5 separate regions of the Homo sapiens genome follow, and all the other regions are linked to region 1. The links are chromatin contacts, found by Hi-C or POLR2A ChIA-PET in ENCODE. All regions are on one chromosome and are shown on one strand. The core of a region is the stretch at or near the end of the contact, and the rest is flanking DNA. Distances in the headings are between cores, read along the strand shown. Region 1 holds the start of RASGRP3 (RAS guanyl releasing protein 3). Region 2 holds the start of SPAST (spastin). Region 3 holds the start of SLC30A6-DT (SLC30A6 divergent transcript). Region 4 holds the start of YIPF4 (Yip1 domain family member 4). Region 5 holds the start of BIRC6 (baculoviral IAP repeat containing 6).

What was found. A loop is a pair of places that touch in the nucleus more often than their neighbours do. ChIA-PET counts read pairs that join two places held with the same protein, here RNA polymerase II (POLR2A). Pooled maps may share reads with other maps.
Region 2: a loop to region 1 is called in a map of B cell, with 9 times the contacts of the local background. The contact joins the promoter of SPAST here to the promoter of RASGRP3 in region 1. A Hi-C loop is called at or near these places in 1 of 168 maps with a recorded cell type or tissue (B cell), 1 of 37 single-sample maps with no recorded cell type and 9 of 50 pooled maps. POLR2A ChIA-PET finds 5 or more read pairs at or near these places in 1 of 52 experiments (activated B cell).
Region 3: a loop to region 1 is called in a map of CD8-positive, alpha-beta T cell, with 6 times the contacts of the local background. The contact joins the promoter of SLC30A6-DT here to the promoter of RASGRP3 in region 1. A Hi-C loop is called at or near these places in 2 of 168 maps with a recorded cell type or tissue (CD8-positive, alpha-beta T cell and naive thymus-derived CD4-positive, alpha-beta T cell), 2 of 37 single-sample maps with no recorded cell type and 12 of 50 pooled maps. POLR2A ChIA-PET finds 5 or more read pairs at or near these places in 1 of 52 experiments (CD4-positive, alpha-beta memory T cell).
Region 4: a loop to region 1 is called in a map of CD8-positive, alpha-beta T cell, with 7 times the contacts of the local background. The contact joins the promoter of YIPF4 here to the promoter of RASGRP3 in region 1. A Hi-C loop is called at or near these places in 3 of 168 maps with a recorded cell type or tissue (CD4-positive, alpha-beta memory T cell and CD8-positive, alpha-beta T cell) and 9 of 50 pooled maps. POLR2A ChIA-PET finds 5 or more read pairs at or near these places in 1 of 52 experiments (HEK293).
Region 5: a map of B cell shows a loop between it and region 1 (7-fold over the local background). The contact joins the promoter of BIRC6 here to the promoter of RASGRP3 in region 1. A Hi-C loop is called at or near these places in 1 of 168 maps with a recorded cell type or tissue (B cell), 11 of 37 single-sample maps with no recorded cell type and 11 of 50 pooled maps.

The regions. Positions count from the first base shown.
Region 1 is chr2:33,475,399-33,478,307 of GRCh38, forward strand. It overlaps RASGRP3 (RAS guanyl releasing protein 3), which reads left to right and starts at 1,251. Exons shown (of 18, transcript NM_001139488.2): 1 at 1,251-1,309. RefSeq lists an enhancer at 587-906.
Region 2 is chr2:32,062,156-32,065,064 of GRCh38, forward strand. It overlaps SPAST (spastin), which reads left to right and starts at 1,401. Exons shown (of 17, transcript NM_014946.4): 1 at 1,401-2,091. The coding sequence starts at 1,677. RefSeq lists enhancers at 1,195-1,264, 1,313-2,113 and silencers at 1,485-1,624, 1,685-2,104, 2,135-2,264.
Region 3 is chr2:32,164,378-32,167,286 of GRCh38, forward strand. SLC30A6-DT (SLC30A6 divergent transcript) reads right to left here and starts at 1,362. Exons shown (of 1, transcript NR_185886.1): 1 at 664-1,362. SLC30A6 (solute carrier family 30 member 6) reads left to right here and starts at 1,487. Exons shown (of 14, transcript NM_017964.5): 1 at 1,487-1,526. The coding sequence starts at 1,524. RefSeq lists an enhancer at 2,807-2,909.
Region 4 is chr2:32,276,357-32,279,265 of GRCh38, forward strand. YIPF4 (Yip1 domain family member 4) reads left to right here and starts at 1,548. Exons shown (of 6, transcript NM_032312.4): 1 at 1,548-1,878. The coding sequence starts at 1,800. RefSeq lists an enhancer at 663-1,408 and a silencer at 1,646-1,755.
Region 5 is chr2:32,355,530-32,358,438 of GRCh38, forward strand. It overlaps BIRC6 (baculoviral IAP repeat containing 6), which reads left to right and starts at 1,494. Exons shown (of 74, transcript NM_016252.4): 1 at 1,494-1,957. The coding sequence starts at 1,633. RefSeq lists enhancers at 1,165-1,677, 2,192-2,704 and silencers at 1,181-1,550, 1,711-1,940.

The DNA of each region.
Region 1 (2,909 bases), core at 1-2,500:
AGACAAAGCCTAAATATAAAAGATTACTCACACAGGCTCTTACACTGAGTAAGATATTATGTGTTAAAAATCAGGGTTAATAGTTTAACAGGCACATTATGGTTCAGAAATCCCCTGGGGGACTTCAACCATCTTTTCTGGATGTTCACTTTGCCAAATAGGCTGCCTCTATGTCATATCTCTACCTGAAGGGCAGGCTCAGACACTGATTCGGGGAAGTGTCACCCTTACTATACCAAGAAGTCAGACATCCAAGGTCAGACACTACGTAAAGTCAGATACTTCAAGGGCTTTCCTTGGAAGGGAGGATGAAAAGGGAAGGGTGGGAACATCAGCTCAGGTGAGACATATGAATTCAACAAAACATCAGGGATGGTTTGCCACGTTTGCGAGCAGCACAGAAAACGGCAGTTTGCTCCAAGTTCCCAGCACACCAAAGGGGGCAGTAGTGCGTCTGTAAAGCGCGTTGTCAACTTGGTGATAATTTCTGTTTGCATTCACACTCGCCGGCTGATAATCTCAGCTGCTCGATGCAATTCAACAGATAACAATGCGGAAGTTTGGTCTAAAGCTACCTGAAATCACTTCCAAGAGCTCTTCAGATAAAGCTGCCTTTGATAGTCTTCATTAACCCCTCCCATATTTGCCCCTCAGCGTCCCTTGGCTTAGCAGCCCCGGCCTTTGAAGTCCAACCTAAGCATTCTTAGATGGTGAGTGAGGGTCTGCCTTCCCCAGCACCAGCCACCTAGTCAGGCTTGTGGCTCGTCTAACAAACTGGAGCCTGAGATTCTGAGAAAACGAAACCAAACAGTTGTACTCCGGGGTTAACACAGAGCAACTTCCACCTGCTGTGCGAGTTGGTGATCCTCTCTCTTGCCGTTCGAGAGCCCCAGTGAAACTTGAGTGAGATGAGAGAGCATGGAGCCTGCCAGTCTCCCCCTCTGCGCACACACACACGCAAACACATTTAACTTTCCACTTGCAGTGACCTGCCCTTCAGTGTGACTTATCAGCTGTTTGGCTTTTGTCACTAAAGGAAAACAAATTGTGGAATATCCCGCTCTGCATGCTCATGAGATGGCTGAGCCAACTCAGGGGTTATGAGGTGGTTTGCGAGTGAGGAGAAGAATGATCTTCAGTTTCTGACCTCCTGGCACGGTGGCGGGCGGTATTTATCAGGAGGTACATGTGACTGGTTAAGACTCAGAGCCCCAGCTTGAAGGAAACAGCTGCTCTCGGCGTGCTCCGGCACTTGGCAGCTGGACAGGCAGAGTGCTGATGTGAAAAATACCACGACAAAACCACCCTAGTAAGTAACTGGAGAACTTTCCTCTCTCTCTCTCTCTTTCATTCCCTCTCCGTGTGTGTGTGTGTGTGTGTGTGTGTGTGTGTGTGTGTTGCAAGCCACCAACAACTTTTGATTTTGATTTTGGTTTCCCTCTGGCACGATAGAAGGAGATATTTTATTTGTACCTGTTAACAGCCATTGGTGTTTTCACAGCCCTTTTTTAGAACCTGTTATTTTCGGCAACGTGTCTTGTAACTTTGAGGATGAATGGGGCATATGGCTTCATTCCTGTCTAGGAAACAGAAAGTTTGTTTCCCAGTGTTCAAGATTTTTCTAGTCCATGGTGTTTAGGTTCAAAGTCAAGTTCAGGTTATGAAGTAGAGACTTCATTGAAGTGAGTTGATGACTAGATTTGATTTTAATCTGTTTCTACCACTGAAACCTGAAAACGTAGTTGTTTAAAGTAACTTGTGAATTTATTGTATGGCTGATTTGATTTTTCCTATTCAATTTTTGAGAATATCTCATTTAACTGTGTAGAACTGTCTGCAATATAGAAGACTGACAAAATAATATTTAGATTCACATTAGAAATCATATTTAGATTTCTTGCATGGTTTCCAACTAATTGAAAGCTGTATTTTATAGCGACTTTTTTTCCCCCCAACAAGCTAATTCACCTTCATTACTTTAAAATGTTCAGTTGCCCCTGGTCTTCCTTCACCTTCATTACTTTAAAATGTTCGGTTGCCGCTGGTCTTCCTTATTTTAGTGTTTTCGTGATACTCAGGCTGTTTTTTCCTTGTTTATGACCTGACTGGGAAAGTGCTGCCTGCAGCTGATGATTAACTCTGGGAGGCCTGGCATCCAAATTACGGAGAGAACCGGCTCCTTCTCAGGTTCATTCAGCAGTAATGGTGCTTGCGCTTGGGCGAGCAGCAAAGCAGGCACCATGCTGGAACTGAGCTGTTGTTCGGTGACTTTTGTCCTTCCTTGGTAGTCACCAGACAGAATGCTTCAGAGGAAAGGCAAAAGGGGAAAAGAGAGAGGGCAGAGCTCTAAACTGATGACGTAAAGCTCTGAAAGTGACAGGTCTTTGAATCAGAGGCTGCAGGGAGATAACCAAACAGGTTCCTGTTTCTGGAGATCGCGTGGATCTTGAGGAGGGTGGGCAGAGAGGGGCTGTTTTTATTTGAAGTCTCACCAAATAGTTGTTTTGCTTGTGATAAGCCTAGGACAACCTGGAGTGCGCTTGTTTCCTCGTGTGACAAATGGATTCTCATACAGGCTCAAGCTATACGGTTTTCTTTCGCCCTCTGCCCCCTGCCATGAGGGAACACTGTTCTCTCCCCACCCTTACCATCCTTTGTTGTTTGTGGAGAATGGATTAAAAATGACCCAGGGCACGGCACTTCTGCGATCGAGTTTCCCTCAGCACAGTGGGTCTTGAGTACCGCACCAACCAATGTTCTCTGATGGAAGCAGTTTCGGATGCCCTGTCTAAACAAATGGCTAGTCTGACATTGAGAAGTTCTCCACCTTCTTTTCCTTCAAATGTAGAAGAATCCACAAAATGTAGAGTGGCCAATGAGGAAAAATAGTCCCAACTTCTCTGTTCCTC
Region 2 (2,909 bases), core at 151-2,650, 1.4 Mb before region 1:
TGCAGTGAGTCATGTTGTTTGCGCCACTGCACTCCAGCCTGGGCAATGGAGTGAAACCCTGTCCAAAAAATAAAAAAATAAAGCTGTGGCAGAATGTGGAGATTCTTGGAAGCTGGAAGCTCTCATGGGGCATTTGGAAACCTCACATTGTAAATAACGGAGTCTTTTTATCAGTTTGGCTTCCTTAGTTTTAGGAAACAAGAAATAATTATGGCTAACTCAAGTAAAAAGAGAAAGAGAAGAGAAAAAAGACGTGGAGATAGAGAGAGAGGGAGAGAGAGGAAAAGACGAAAGGAAGGAAGGGGGAAAGGAGAGAGGAAGAGAGAAACAGAGAAACAGACTGATTAGTGTATTGGATAGATTACATAACCAAGTGACCAGTCAGGAACCCAGCAGCTCTGGGGGAGCTCAATGTGATGCATTGATAAACCCGCTCTTAAGAGCACTCGTTTCCAGTTACTTTCTATTCGGTGGGTCTCCAGCCAAGATTCCAGGTCCCAGGAGAATCTGACTGACCTAGTGTTTGCTTCCGCCTTTGCGGTCTGGGTTCTGTGCTTGCAGCTCATTAGAATACAGGGAGCAGAGACAAGCAGGTAGTTTCCCAAAGGAAGGGATGCTGAGTAGATTAAAAAAAAAGTGTAGATTCTTCAGTAAACTATGGGATGGTAACTATGCAAAACCTAAGATTTCCCTTATTCAAATAAATTATCTTTCATATTAGACATCTAAATATGCACTAATTTAGTTAAACCCCTGGGTTAGTTGATCTCATCACACTGAGCTAACATTTTTGTTGCTGTTGTTTGCAGTGACCTGAAGTTTCTTATCTTCACAATTGCTTTCCTCTCAAATAATTCCCAGATTTTAAATTTTTATTTTATTTTTTCTGGAGACGGAGTCTCGCTCTGTCGCCCAGGCTGGAGTGCAGTGGCGCGATCTCAGCTCACTTGCAGCCTCTGCCTCCCGAGTTCAAGCGATTCTCCGGCCTTAGCCTTCCAACCAGCTGGGACTACAGGCGCGCGCCCCCACGCCCGGCTAATTTAATTCCCAGATTGATATCCATTGCTTCTGAGATGGGCCAATTATCCTTCGGAGAAGACTTAGGTCGCCTGGCAGAAAAAGATGAAAGAAATCTAAGAAAACGACGACACTGAGAGAGGAGCCTAGCGAACCAGCAGAGCGACCCCAAGCCGCAATTCCCCCTTCCGTGGATCGATTACGAAGGCTTCCTGGCAGGAGCTCTCCAGGGCTGCCGACGTGAGCCGAACTGCACATTGGGAACTGTAGTTGAGTGGGAAAGCCGAGAGGCGGGGGCCGCACACGCGTACAGGGGCCCCGGTCAACAAAGACGCGCCGTGCGCGCGCGCGCCGGAGAAAAACACGGGAAGACGTGCGCGTGCGCGGCCGCCGCTGGGAGCCACCAGGCGGCGGAGAGGACAGCGACAGGAAGGGAGGGGCCCGAGCCACCGACTGCAGGAGGAGAAGGGGTTGTGCTCCTGGCCGAGGAAGGAGAAAGGGGCGGGGCCGGCGGGCAGCGTGCGGCAGTGCGGAGCTCCTGAGACCGGCGGGCACACGGGGGTCTGTGGCCCCCGCCGTAGCAGTGGCTGCCGCCGTCGCTTGGTTCCCGTCGGTCTGCGGGAGGCGGGTTATGGCGGCGGCGGCAGTGAGAGCTGTGAATGAATTCTCCGGGTGGACGAGGGAAGAAGAAAGGCTCCGGCGGCGCCAGCAACCCGGTGCCTCCCAGGCCTCCGCCCCCTTGCCTGGCCCCCGCCCCTCCCGCCGCCGGGCCGGCCCCTCCGCCCGAGTCGCCGCATAAGCGGAACCTGTACTATTTCTCCTACCCGCTGTTTGTAGGCTTCGCGCTGCTGCGTTTGGTCGCCTTCCACCTGGGGCTCCTCTTCGTGTGGCTCTGCCAGCGCTTCTCCCGCGCCCTCATGGCAGCCAAGAGGAGCTCCGGGGCCGCGCCAGCACCTGCCTCGGCCTCGGCCCCGGCGCCGGTGCCGGGCGGCGAGGCCGAGCGCGTCCGAGTCTTCCACAAACAGGCCTTCGAGTACATCTCCATTGCCCTGCGCATCGATGAGGATGAGAAAGGTAACTAGGGGGCTGGGGGAGGGGGCGGCGGCGCCGGGAAGAAGGCGGTGGGGTCGCCGGGGGAGGGCAACACCTGCGTCCCTTTTCTGCGGGAGGGGACGGTGCACCCCCGGAATTGATATGCCCCGGGAGACTGCTTTCCCGTAGGTCGGAGCCTCATCTTCTAGTATTCTTAAAACCTCTCCCCTTTCAGGGCACTGTAGCTGTCGACTTTGTTTCAGACACCAGCCTTCCCCCACACTTCTGCATGACCCAGGTCACTATGAGACACCCAGACGTGTTGATGACAGTGACATTTGTCCTAGAGTGACCACACTGATCCTTTCTAGCACTGTGAAGAGTGTGCAGCTTCCTCTGAACCAAGGTTTCCAAAAGGTTTTGATATTGAAGAAGCAGTGCCGCCTTACTGGCTTTTAATGAAAGCAGAGTATTGTAGTGTCAGAAAAAAAGAACAAATGGTGACAATTTTGAAAGAAATAGCTGCATATGACTGCAGTTGAATTTGCATCATTTTAATCAAGATAATCATTTTATCAGTACAACGATTCCTGAATACTTTTTCAATGAAGTTATATTTAGCATAAAACTTTTCCCCCTGTTGCTTTGATTTTAATTAAAACAGTATTCCAAAGTAGCCTTTAATTTCCAAGTTGAAATGTTTGATGAATGGATTGCGTAAACTTAAACATACCACTTTACAGTAAAACCTAAAACAACTATGTATGTTTCTGAATGAAAGCAAGGATACTACATCTTTCGGGTTTCTTTTAAGCTAACTTTTTTTTTTTTTTGAGACGGAATCTCGCCCTGTCGCCCAA
Region 3 (2,909 bases), core at 112-2,611, 1.3 Mb before region 1:
TTCAAGCAATTCTCCTGCCTCAGCCTTCTTAGCAGCTGGGATTACAGGCACCCGCCACTACGCCCAGCTAATTTTTTTTATCTTTAGTACAGACAGGGTTTCACCATGTTGGCCAGGCTGGTCTCAAACTCCTGACCTCGTGATTCGCCCGCCTAGGCCTCCCAAAGTGCTGGGATTACAGACGTGAGCACCACACCTACTCAGTTGTTCTGTATACCATTACATGTTCAGCAACCCTAATCCAACCATCTGAAATTAAAATGCTCCAAAATCAAAACTTTTTGATCATCAACACGATGCCACAGTGGAAAATTCCACACCTGACCGCATGTAAAAAGCTGTAGTCAAAATTTTGTTTGATACACACACAATTTTTAAAATTGCATAAAATTACCCTGAGGCTATGTGCATAAGGTGTATACGAAACATAAATGAATTTCAAGTTTAGCCTCTGGCCCCATCCCCAAGATAAAGAGCCACAATCTGAAACAGTTCTGGTCTTAAGCATTTGGGATGAAGGATACTCAACCTATACCCAGTTTTCTACACGACACTACTTATGAATATCTTTTAAAAATTTCTTTATCCCTACTTGTTTTCTGTCTTCCCTACCAGAATATAATTTTCACGAGACCAGTATCTGACAAACACACGTGCTACATATTCAATCTTTATCGAATGAATTTAATATTTTCCAAGTTTTCTATAATTAACATTACTTCTATATTATTAATTTTATAGAGAATCCAAATAGCATTTTATTAAGTAGACCATTAGTCGGTCCGAGTTCAAATTCTGCTACTACAGCAAACTATATGTAGGACTCAAGGCAAGTTTCTTTTTTTTGAGACGGAGTCTCGCGCTGTCGCCCAGGCTGGAGTGTAGTGGCGCGATCTCGGCTCACTGCAACCTCCGCCTCCTAGGTTCAAGCGATTCTCCTGCCTCAGCCTCCAGAGTAGCTGGGATTACAGGCGCGTGCCACTACGCCCGGCTAATTTTTGCATTTTTAGTAGAGCCGGGGTTTCACCATGTTGGCCAGGCTGGTCTCGAACTCCTGACCTCAAGTGATCCGCCTGCCTCGCCGCCGAAAGTGCTGGGATTACAGGAGTGAACCACCACGCCTGGCGGAGGCAAGTTTCTTAATCTTCTTTCCTCACTTGTAAAACTGGAATACTGTCCATTTTCATAAGGTTAAATCATACAACACAGGTAAAAGCGCTTCAGCACGCAACGAAATTTTTCTAACGTAACGAAAAACTCCTCGTTGCTCCTTGCCTTGCCCTTAACCTCAACGCTTCAGGTCCCGACCAATCTCTCGGAGAGCTCAGAGGGAGCCGCTCTAGCCGCCTTCCGCCACGGAGTGCAGGGACAGCCGGGAAGGGGACGGAAGCCGGAGGCCAGAGCACGCACTTCCTCCCACGCTTTCCTCACAGCCAATCGCCCACTGGTGCCCCACCCCTTCCGTTCTGGGAAAACTCGAGCACCCAGAACGGCTTCCGGCGGGAGCTGTGCAGCTCCTTATCATGGTGAGTTGGCTGTTGGGGTGAGGGTTTCGGCTGTAGCTGATTCGGTTTATCTTATTTGGTCCCGAAGCGACCTTGAAATCCCTCAGCCACCCAGAGGAGGGGTCATTGGAGTTGAAGTCGGGCCCCTTGGCAGGAGCGGCTGTCTCCCAAAATGTTCCCCTTCAGAGTTCTGGTCCCTTTCGGTCCCTCACCTGTTCCGCAGGCGCTCACGATCTAGGCCCCGCTGCAGGCAGAGCTTTCAGCTCCTGGCGAGTTTCTGACTTCCCTCTGCCGAGATTTCTTTAAGGTAATAAAAGTTTTTGCCAGCGTCAACAACTAGGCCACCAACAAAAGATCTGAAAACAAGTCCACAGCAACAACTGTAATAGTGATTCTTAGAGCAGTGGCGATAACGCCAGCGGAAAAAAAAAAAAAAGGTTAGTAATAGGGTTTTAGGGCAGACGTCTCACTCTGCAACTTGGCTTTACTAAATATTAAGTAGCCTGATTACGGCAGCAAATTTCATAAGCGCAGTAACTACAGAAAGTCAAGGTGTTGGTAGGACATTTTATTGCTGCTTTATTTCTGGGTTTGTAGAAACTAATGGAAGACCCAGTAGACGTTATGGTTGTTGGGATATGGTGTTTTCTCTCAAATTTGTTAGAATTAGTCATTCTTTGCCTTTAGAGCTCAAATATATAGCTCTGAACTTTAAAGATAAGCAGTTGGTTGGGATTTGAAGTGTCCAAGTGGCGTGTGCCTTTTGAAAATGCATTTATTAGAAAAATTTATGGAGTACTTATTGATAGCCTACGTATGAGAAAGAGACCACATTTCTGTGCCTAAGCTTTTGTCACTGTACTAAGTTTTTTACTTAAGTGGATATGGTCGGGAAAATGCCTCATTCACACACTTTATGTTTTGTAAATTTTCTGTAATCCTTTTGCACACAGAAAATGGGTAAAAGTTTACACTTTTTGGCTAATGATCAAATAGCCTTCAGTTACGCTCTTCTTCAAAACATTCACCATTGTGAAGCCTGTAGCCAGAGTTATATTTCTAAAATTTGACCACATCACTCCCTTACTCAAATTTTCTCCTTTTTTTTTTTTCTGTAGCACTCAAGATAAAGTCCTGTTTAGCATGGCATACAAAGCCACTCATTATCAAGCTTCTTACTTTTACAGCCTCTTTTTTTGTTGTTGTTTTCGAGACGGAGTTCCACTCTTGTTGCCCAGGCTGGAGTGCAATGGCGCGATCGCGGCTCACCACAACTTCCGCCTCCCGGGTTCAAGCGATTCTCCTGCCTCACCTTCCCGAGCAGCTGGGATTACAGGAATGCGCCACCACGCCTGGCTAATTTTGTATTTTTAGTAGAGACGGGGTTTCTCCATGTTGGTCAGG
Region 4 (2,909 bases), core at 298-2,797, 1.2 Mb before region 1:
GCCCTTAATCCATTTAACCGTGAGTTGACACAGCACATGTTTCAGAGAGTTCGGGTTTGGGGCTAAGGTTATAGATTAACAGCATCTCAAGGCAGAAGAATTTGTCTTAGTACAGAACAAAATGGAGTCTCCTATGTCTACTTCTTCCTACACAGACACAGTAACAATCTGATCTCTCTTTCTTTTCCCCACAATCACCCATCAAATTGGCATGTTTTAAAAAATGGTTATATTCGGGCTGGGTGCAGTGGCTCACGCCGGTAATCTCAGCATTTTGGGAGGCCAAGGCAGGCAGACCACAAGGTCAGGAGATCGAGACCATCCTGACTAACATGGTGAAACCCCGTCTCTGCTAAAAATACAAAAAATTACCCAGGCGTGGTGGCAGGCACCTGTAGTCCCAGCTACTCGGGAGGCTGAGGCAGGAGAATCGCTTGAACCCTGGAGGCGGAGGTTGCAGTGAGCCGAGATCGCGCCACTGCACTCCATCCTGTCGACAGAATGAGACTCCGTCTCAAAAATAAATAAATAAATAAATAAATATTAGCCAAACATGGTGGCAGGGGGCTTGTAGTCCCAGCTACTTAGATAGCTGAGTTGGGAGGACTGCCTGAGCCCAGGAGTGTGAGGTTACAAGGAGCTATTACTGCACCACTGCACTCCAGCCTGGGTAACGGAGCGACCTTGTCTCTAAAACAAACAAAACCACTACATTTACTCATCCTTTAAGTACCAACATGTTACCTCCTGTGAGAAAATTTTCCAGAAATACCATTTAACACACTAATAGACATGTCTCTCGATTGCTCTATTGCTGATCAATTGTGTATTTCTCCAAGTTGGCCTCCTAATATACCCCAACCCCTCTTTCTTCAAGTTGGAAGCCACATTTATGTAGCTTGAATATTAAAGTTACGTATGTAAACATTTAAAAGCAGGTGAGTTTGTTAACTTCGGCAAGCTTATCAGTAGACAGGGCCTTCCAGTGAAAAGAGCACTTGACTAGAAATTAGGAGATTTAGGTACTGTCCTAAATCTGTTTCTACCTTACTTTCTCTGGCCTCAGTTTTCTCCCTCATAAAGGAATGTATCTACAGCCCTAGTCTCTGGGTGGCGATTTACGGCTTCTCTGCCTTTTATCTTCATTCTCCGATCCATCCCTCTTCATCTTACAGGTGAGGAAACTGCCATCCAGACATTACATATAACTTAGTCAAGATCCTACACTATTAATTAATGGCTAATGGCAAGGGAATCTTGAGATCCTGTACGGCGGCTGACCCATAAAATCTACCTAGTTCTAAAATTCTTTAACCCACCCACTTAACAAAAACGGAGGTAATAGGTAAACAAAACGCCAGGAAAGATCGCACTTAAAGGAACAAAAGCACCCAAGGAGGAAAAAGAGGCCTGAGATTTCCACGAATTACAAGTGAACTTCCTGTCCTGGGTAAACTTCCGGAATCAACAACAGGAAGACCCAATCAGAATCTTCCTCCGGGAGCCAATGGGAGAGCACATTACAAAGAGCCAATCCCAGCGCCGCTGTCACTGTTATGGTCCTGTCAGGGTGCCGGCGTCGTGGTGCTTGGGTGGTCGCCACCAAGAAGACTTTGGTGGGGTAGTCTCGGGGCAGCTCAGCGGCCCGCTGTGCCCGTTTCTGGCCTCGCTCGCAGCTTGCACGTCGAGACTCGTAGGCCGCACCGTAGGGCGAGCGTGCGGGTCGCCGCCGCGGCCGCCTCGGGGTCTGGGCCCAGCCGCAGCCTCTTCTACCGCGGCCGGTTGGGAGTCGCCGCGAGATGCAGCCTCCGGGCCCGCCCCCGGCCTATGCCCCCACTAACGGGGACTTCACCTTTGTCTCCTCAGCAGACGCGGAAGGTGAGGCTGAGCCCCTGGAAGGGCTATCACCCGGAGGAAGCCAGGGCCCGACGCCGTAGGGTCTTTCTGGTGCCGAGGTGGTCGTGGCCGGGTGGGGACAGGCAGGAAGCTGACTGGTGACTGCAGCCCACCACGCCTGCCGGGCCTTCCGAGAGGCCCCGAAGGACGGAGGGAGGGGTGTAGGGAGCTGCTTTTTAAAGCATCAAGTTACTCGGTCAGCCCTTGGTTTTCCCCATACCGTCTGGTGGCTGGTTTTTCTGGGTGGCTTAGTCTCTTCAATTGGACCCACAAAATCCTAAGCTTTTAGTTCTGGAATTACTCGCCCTTACTCAGAAAAAGGACAGATTGGCCAAGGGAGATCTCAAAGAATGAGAAAAAGGAAGGAGGGCTGTTTTCTTCTGTTATGTATCAACAGATAATTTTTTGGGGGGGGTCTGGGATCAGATTCGGCACTGCAAATACAAACTAAATGGTTTTTATTGAATTTGATGTCTTGCCCGAGTCCCCGTTTTCCTCGCATTTTGTAATGTTTCACCTCAGTATTCAGAGAAATTGACGCAGGTATATTGGAAGTTTAGTGTAAACCAACAATGTGTTTCCAGTAGCCTCTACAGATTTCCTTGTATTATTCTGAGGAAGCGATTGTGCTGGAGATATTTTCCTACAGCACAGGAGAATGTTTCCCTCCTATTCTCAGTTCCCTATCCAACTCATAACCTGGATATTATTCTGCTAGTCATTTTCAATTTTTTTTTTTTTCTTGAGCTCTGTCGCCCAGGCTGGAGTGCAGTGGCGCGATCTCGGCTCACTGCAAGCTCCGCCTCCCGGGTTCACGCCATTCTCCTGCCTCAGCCTCCCGAGTAGCTGGGGCTACAGGCACCCGCCACCACCCCCGACTAATTTTTTTTGTATTTTTAGTAGAGATGAGGTTTCACCGTGTTAGCCATGATGGTCTCTCGATCTCCTGACCTCGTGATCCGCCCGCCTCGGCCTCCCAAAGTGCTGGGATTACCGGCGTGAGCCACCGCGCC
Region 5 (2,909 bases), core at 244-2,743, 1.1 Mb before region 1:
GGCCGAGAATTGCTTGAATCCAAGAGGCAGAAGTTGTAGTGAGCTGAGATCACGCCACTGCACTCCAGCCTGGGCGACGGAGTGAGACTCCGTCTCAATAAACAAACAAAAACAAACAAAAAAGCCAAAAAAAAAAAAAAAAAAGAACCACAGATGAGTAAGGAATGTCACTCTCTGGCAGGCCCAGGAACTTCAGTGTATTTTAGGGACCCCCAAGAAGAGAGGAATACAGTCAAATCTCTAAGTGTTTCAGATGTAGCCTGATGGCTAATAGTTTAAGATGTAGTTCAGGTAATCCATGAAGATTTCCTGAAGGAAGTTCGCATGAATGTGAGAGGGCAATTAACTTTTATAATTTTTATTGAGCACGTAGTATATACTTGTCAGATGCTCTTCTACACATTTTACAAATGATTCTTAATCCTCACAACAGATCTTTGATTAGGTTTTTAAGGAAAACTAGTTCTTTCCAAAATAACCTAATGATCACAAAACATATAGAACATACAACTCTGCATCTTGACTATGGTGCGTAGGTCTACATGTGATAAAATGACATTGAACTATACACACATCATACAACTATCAAATCCCTCCTTTTGAGATTGTACTAGAATTATGTAATATGCAACCATTGGGGGAAACTGGGTAAAGAGTAAATTGGATCTCTCTGTACTATCTTTGAGTAGTGTTTAGGTATTTTATAAAAATAATGTCCTACAGTTTGGGTTTGTCAAATGGTTTTCTCATAGTTAGATAGGGGTTATGGCTTTTGGAGAGAAAGACCACAGAGGTCTGTAGTATATTTTCAACTGTAATCTATTTCAAAATAAAAAGTTTTAAAAAAATTCTCCAAGGGGGGATGATTAGTAAATTGATTAGTCCTTTCTAGACCTCCAACACACCCCACCACACACTCACACAGACCCACACTCCTATTAATTCCGGTAACTCGGGTTGTTTGGAATGTGGATAGAGAAACTAAGCTTAACTATGCGCTTCCAGCACCTCGTATCTGGTACTTCTGTTCAACAGAAAGCCTTGGGAATGGGGAGGGCAGGCGTGGTAAAAGGTACAGGTTTGGGAAGGTCGCTCGGTTCCTTCCAATCCAAACGAGAGGCTTCTGATTGTTTATTCTCACACCAGAGCCGTGACCGAGACCCAGAGGTCCGCTTCCGGCCACGGCCGAACAGCTGCACCGTGCGTACCGGGAACGGTCAAGGCGCAGCTGGAACCGCTGCAAAAGGCCTCCGGGCGTACCGGACAGGTCGCAAGGGCGGGGGTCCCCACCTAGCGGAAATGCACGGAGGCCAACCCCTCCCCCTGCCCCCGCGAGGAGCGGGGCGGACTCGGCAGCCGCCACTCCCCAGGCTCACAGGAAGAAACTGGGACGCTGCGGACGCGGAACTGGCCAGACCCGCGGCGCGTGGCACGCGCGAGCCCTCCCGCGCATGCTCCACCCGCCGGCCTCCAGCCCGCGCCCCGGGCCCCGCCTCCCTCCCTGCTTCTCCCCCTCTCCCGTCAGCCTCCCTCCGAGTTTGGCCCCTCCGGCCGGGCGATCGACGTTCCGCGTGCGTGCGGGCGCCTGACTTCACTTCCGGCTAACGCGCTCGGCTTGCCCCCTGGCCCCGGATGGTGACTGGTGGTGGTGCTGCACCTCCCGGGACTGTCACTGAGCCGCTTCCCAGTGTGATTGTGCTGAGCGCAGGCCGGAAGATGGCGGCTGCGGCTGCGGCGGCCTCGGGCCCCGGCTGCTCCTCGGCGGCGGGGGCGGGGGCGGCCGGGGTCTCAGAGTGGCTGGTGCTGCGGGACGGCTGCATGCACTGCGACGCCGACGGGCTGCACAGCCTGTCCTACCACCCTGCGCTCAACGCCATCCTGGCCGTCACTAGCCGCGGGACCATCAAAGTCATCGACGGCACCTCGGGGGCCACACTGCAGGCCTCCGCGCTCAGTGGTGAGTCTTCCGCACGCCGGGCGGGCGCGAAGCCGGGGAAAGAAGCCGTCCAGCCCCGGGGCTCGGCCTCGCGACTCGGGGAAGCGAGATGGCGAGAGGGCAGGGCTGGGGGTTCGGGCCCAGCCGTGAAGGGAGGCCCGGAAGCTGATGGAGGGGGACCTTAGGACTTGGCTTTTTCAGCGGCTGCAGTTGGGAGGAAAGACCGGCGAGTCAGGGAGTGGTGGGAGGGGAGTTGCCTTTCGGGCCTGGAGCGTCCGGTCTGGCTTGGTCCTCCGCGAGAGGTGAGGAGACCTTGGAGCTTGGCACCGGAGGAAGCGAGGCCCGGGTAGGCCCTGGAGAGGCTGTCGGTCCTGCGTCCGGTTAGATGAGAGCGAAAGGCTGGAAGGGTTGACCCCGGGCGGAGAGGCTGGTGGCCGGAGGCGAGGGGCGGGGAGCGTCTGAGCCGGCAACCAAGCCCTCCCTTGTGGGAGAGGAGCCGGCAGTCTGCTGTTCTCAGGTCCCGCAGTGCGGGGGACAGACCGCGGGCTGTGCGCCCAGCGTGGGGGTGGGGGTGGGGTGGGGGTGGGGTGGGTCGTGGTGGGGGTGGGGAGGGAAGTAGGCGGGCCAGCTGCCTGAACTGCTTGGTCGACGACTGTAGGACTCTGCGGACGCCGAAGACGACTAGACCTGGTCCCCTTGCTCGGGGCTTCCAACTTCTACGCCCCAGTGACGAGAAAGTCAGGACCTGTGGTGTATGAAATAGATTCCTTTGGGTTTGTAACTTCAGGCTGTCTCTACTTGTTTTCCCACAGCGAGCCGAAAATTAGGATTTGAAGGTGTGTCTGAGTCTCACCATTGGAGGAGAGCACTTCTGGGTGGCGTAAACCTTGGTCCAGGGACGGGACTTTCAGATGCGTGAGGTGTATGCTCAGTGGACGGACTGGAGTGGTTTTGGAATGGCCCTGGCTGAGTT